Regions from separate parts of the Homo sapiens genome. Here region 1 is linked to region 2. Evidence: read pairs that join two places in POLR2A ChIA-PET (ENCODE). Cell type or tissue: HepG2. All regions are shown on one strand.

Region 1 (2,500 bases), 600 kb before region 2:
ACTCTCAGACCTTTTTCCAAGTCAGACAAACTTGAAATAGATTCCCACATCCCCTGAGTCCTATGGGTTCCAAAGTGCTCTTTCTGATCTTCTGACTTTTGAGTTTCAGCAGAGAATACGCTTGAAAAAGTGCCAGGTTTTCTTTTTTTTCTTTTCTTTTTTTCTTTTTTTTTCTTGGGACGGACTCTCACTCTGTTGCCAGGCTGGAATGCAGTGACGTGATCTCGGCTTACTGCAGCCTCCACCTCCTGGGTTCAAGCAATTCTCCAGCCTCAGCCTCCCAAGCAGCTGGGACTACAGGCACGCACCAATACGCCCAGCTAATTTTTTTTGTATTTTTAGTAGAGATGGGGTTTCACCATGTTGGCCAGGATGGTCTCGATCTGCTGAGTTCGTGATCCGCCCACCTCAGCCTCCCAAATTGCTGGGATTACAGGCGTGAGCCCCTGCACCCGGCCAAATGCCAGGTTTTCTAATCACAGCATAGCTGCCCAACAAGCTTCAGAGAGAGGTGCAATTTTCACCCCTTTCTACAGATGTCAACATTGAGATTTCTGTTATTTGTCTAAGAGAGAAGTTATTTGTGTAAGGCCATGGTGAGTGAAGAGTTTCTGGACTCCAGATTCAGTGATCTGTCCACCCACTGCCATAAATAATGCCTCCTCCCCATTTTGGGACCCCCAAAGTCTCCCCACTGAGCTCTGTCCCTCGTGATCTGACACCTTCTCTAAGACCCGTTCCAGCTCCGTGCCCACTCTTCCACCCTCAGCAACCCCTTATTTTGCACTCCCCTCCTCAGAGACCCCTCTGGATTTCCACCTCCCACCCCCTCAGCTTCCCTCCTCTCGCTGAGCCTCTCCTGCTTCAGAGGCCCTTCCTCATCTCTGGGTCCCCTCCCCTCTCTAAGACCCTCTCCCATTCTGACACCCTCCTTCCTGAGTGTATGTCCCGGGCACATATGCTTTCCTCAATTTGAACTCAGTCTTTGGGGCCCCAGAAACCAAGAGGCCCCTGCCTCCCTGATCCTGTGCCCCCAATCCTCCCAGCCCAACCTTCCTGCCGCCCAGCCGCACCCTCAGAGGGACCCTGATCACCTAGGAGAGGAAAACCTCCATGCTCTTCCCCCACCCAGCCAGCTGGACCCCTTTCCCACCCCACATCACCCATGCATACACACCGGGGCCCTTTCCACCTGGGTACCACACCCTGCTAGGCTGGAGGCAGGAGGGGAGATGGTTTCAACCAGATGGGACCAGCTTCTGGGCTGGAAGCGGGGGGGTGCCAGGGGAGGTGGGGAGAGATGGGGGGGCACCTGCAGGAGCTCCAGACTCCTGCTCCCCCCACCCCTCCCACCCCACCTCCGTTGGCCCTCACCTCCTCCCCCCTCCCAGCACCTTGGGCAGATGAGGATGGGGTTGCCATGGCAACGCTGATTCACCACACGGAAGCTGGCAATTGTTGTTGCCATGGAAACCGCCTCTTAGGGGCGAGCCCAGCTCCTGCCTTGCACAAAAGAGATATTTAAATATAATCTTCTGGAGATGGACGAGGGAGGGAGGGAGGGGCGGCCGCGGGGAGAGAAGCTGCCCCCATCACCGAACCCTCCACCCCCACCTTGTTCTGGGGTTGGGGGGCTGGTGTACCTGCTCCCCATCTCCCCACCCGCCACAGAGCCTGGGACCTTCCGCCTCCTACTGGGAGGTCCCTTCCCCCCACCGCTGGGTCAGCTCGGGGAGAGGGTCGGCCGGGGAGAGGGGGTCCTGGTCTGGTCCAGTGAAGCCAGTTGGGTAGCCCCCTCCTCTCCAGGCCTCCACTCTAAAGCCGAGCTCCGCGGCCCGGCCGTCCCCACCCCGCGGCCCGGCGCCCGCCTTACCCACCGGCCTGGAGACGCGCGCCAGGCTGGCATCCACGTGCCGCCGCCCGCCCGCCCGGCCGCCCCGGGCGCACAGGCGCGCACCCGCCGCACTGCACGCTCGGGCCCCGCGCCGCGCGCCCTGCGCCCGACGCCCAGGCGGGCCCTGCCCGCGCTGCCCGCCCGAGCCGGGAGGAGGCGTGCCAGGCGGGGATCTGGGTCTCCCCACACCCCACCCCTCCTGTCGCCCCTGCCCGTCCATCTGGCTCTGCCCACCTCCTCCCGGCTCCCTCTCTCCATCTGTCCCACCGAGGTCTCTGCCGAGTGCACTCCCTCCCTCCTCCACCTTCTCTGGCTCCCCATGGCTGCGTCCCTTCCCTGACCCTTCCCTTCCTCTCCGTTTCTTCAGCAGTATTCCTGCTGTGCCCCATGACTCTCTGGTTCTGGGGCCCCCAAGGCTGAGTTCAATTTTGGAACTCCAGGAAGGACCCTTCACCAGCCTGGCGGAGCGGGAGACAGAGCCAGACACAAACTCTCCCATGGGGTCAGGGTTGGAGCTGGGAGAGCTGAGGGTAGAGGAGAGTGAAGAGCCAAAGGCTGTCCTGGGCCTGCACTGAAGATGGAAAATTCACTGTGAATTTTGGAGTA
Region 2 (2,500 bases):
ATTCCCTTCAAGAGTGGATTGTACTGCTTTTGTATATTTCAAACATACAATTGTGTGTATTTCCATTATATTTCAGATTCTTTTTTCTTGTTTGTTTTGTTTTTGAGATGGAGTCTCACTCTGTTGCTCAGGCTAGAGTGCAGTGGGGTGATCTCGGCTCACCGCAACCTCTGGCTCCCAGGTTCAGGCAATTCTTTTGCCTCAGCCTCTGGAGTAGCTGGGATTATAGGCAAGGTGCCACTACACCTGGCTAGTTTTTATATTTTTAGTGGAGATGGGGTTTCACCACGTTGGCCAGGCTGGTCTCAAACTCCTGACCTTGGGTGATCCGCCCACCTTGGCCTCCCAAAGTGCTGGGATTACAGGCGTGAGCCACGGTCCCTGGCCTCAGATTTCTTTTAGGGTAGTTTTGAATTTTGGAAACAGCCTATATTAGTTAGCTAATTCTGTGTAACAAATTATCACAAATGTATCCTAAGAAAACTCTGAAATATATTGGAAATATACACAATTGTATGTTTAAAATATACAAAAGCAGTACAAGGCCCTCTCTCTAAAAAAAGAAAGAAAGAAATTTTCTAAAAAGACCAGTATCCATACATTATCACGAACTCAACTCCACACTTTATTTACATTTTATTTTTCTTTCTTTCTTTCTTTCTTTTTTTTTTTTTTTAGATGGAGTCTCGCTCTTTCACCCAGGCTGGAGTGCCAGTGGTGTGATCTTGGCTCACTGCAACCTCCACCTCCTGGGTTCAAATGATCCTCCTGCCTCAGCCTCCCAAGTAGCTGGGATTTCAGGTGCCTGCCACCCTGCACGGCTAATTTTTGTATTTTTAATAGAGGCAGGGGTTCACCATGTTGGCCAGGCTGGTCTCGAATTCCTGACCTCAGGTGAGCCGCCCGCCTCGGCCTCCCAAAGTGCTGGGATTACAGGCGTGAGCCACGGCGCCCGGTCTTTATTTCCATTTTCTTGTTTTTTCCAGGAACCCACATGCCATTGACTCCCGACATCTCCTTACACTCTGCTGGGACACTTCTCAGACTCATTGGTTTTGATGACCTGCTGGGTTTTTTTTTGTTTTGTTTTGTTTTGTTTTGTTTTTTTTTTGAGATGGAATCTCGCTCTGTCACCCAGGCTGGAGTGCAGTGGTGCTATCTCAGCTCGCTGCAAGCTCCGCCTCCCGGGTTCACGGCCATTCTCCTGGCTCACCCTCCTGAGTAGCTGGGACTACAGGCGCCCGCTGCCACGCCCAGCTAATTTTTTGTATTGTTTAGTAGAGACGGGGTTTCACCGTGTTAGCCAGGATGGTCTCGATCTCCTGACCTTGTGATCTGCCCGCCTCGGCCTCCCAAAGTGCTGGGATTACAGGCATGAACCACCGCACCCGGCCAACCTAGTGGTTTTGAGGAGGACTCGTCAGGAGTTTTGTAAAATGTCCCCCAACGTGAGTTTCCATGATGTTTGCTCTTGAATAGTCTGGGGTTCAGGGCTCTGGGGAGAACACATCAGGGGCACGTGACGTCCACACTGGTGGTGTTGACATTGGTCACCTGGCCAAGGTAGAACCCAGTGGCTTTAAACTTTGAATTATTGCCAGCATTTAAAAATCAGGGGTCACAGACCAGGCGCGGTGGCTCACACCTGTAATCCCAGCACTTTGGGAGGTCGAGGCGGGCAAATCACTTGAGGCCAGGAGTTTGAGACCAAGCTGGCCAACATGGTGAAACCCTATCTCTACTAAAAATACAAAAATTAGCCGGTGTGGTGACACACACTTGTAATCCCAGCTACTCAGGAGGCTGAGGCAGGAGAATTGCTTCAACATGGGAGGCAGGGTTTGCAGCGAGCTGAGATCGCACCACTGCACTCCAGCCTGGATGACAGAGTGAGACTCTGTCTCAAAAGAAAAAAAAAAAAATCGGGCGTCACACCTGTAATTCCAACACTTTGGGAGGCTGAAGCAGGAGGATTGCTTGAGGCTGGGAGTTCTAGACCACCCTGGGCAACACAGTGAGACCCCATCTCTACAAAATATTTAAAAATAGGCCAGGTGCAGTGGCTCACGCCTGCAATCCCAGTGCTTTGGGAGGCTGAGGCAGGAGGATGACTTGAGGTTAGCCTGGCCCACATGGCAAAACCCTGTCTCTACTGAAAATACAATTAGCTGGGTATGGTGGCAGGTGCCTGTGGTCCCAGCTACTCGGGAGGCTGAGGCAGGAGAATTGCTTGAACCTGGCAGGCAGCAGTTGCAGTGAGCTGAGACTGCGCCACTGGGTGAGAGAGCGAGACTCCATCTTTTTTTTTTTTTTTTTTTGAGACGGAGTCTCACTCTGTCACCCAGGCTGGAGGGCAGTGACGCAATCTCGGCTCACTGCAAGCTCCACCTCCCGGGTTCATGCCATTCTCCTGCCTCAGCCTCCCGAGTAGCTGGGACTACAGGTGCCCACTGCCACGCCCGGCTAATTTTTTGTATTTTTAGTAGAGACGAGGTTTCAC

The links. Peaks named below come from ENCODE experiments on the same cell type or tissue, not always from the same donor. Only the 100,000 strongest peaks of a DNase experiment are listed, where the experiment ranks them.
Region 1: POLR2A ChIA-PET joins it to region 2 with 6 read pairs; 1 of 35 experiments calls an interaction of 5 or more read pairs at or near these places.

The regions. Positions count from the first base shown.
Region 1 is chr19:3,270,044-3,272,543 of GRCh38, reverse strand. All of the region lies in intron 2 of CELF5 (CUGBP Elav-like family member 5), which reads right to left. Among named protein-coding and RNA genes, the nearest start is that of CELF5, 47 kb to the right of the region's middle. In HepG2, no CTCF peak of the experiment used is centred here; a DNase peak (open chromatin) is centred at 1,443; H3K27me3 peaks cover 706 bases.
Region 2 is chr19:2,671,869-2,674,368 of GRCh38, reverse strand. The region is part of intron 1 of GNG7 (G protein subunit gamma 7); the gene reads left to right. Among named protein-coding and RNA genes, the nearest start is that of GNG7, 30 kb to the left of the region's middle. In HepG2, no CTCF peak of the experiment used is centred here; no DNase peak of the experiment used is centred here.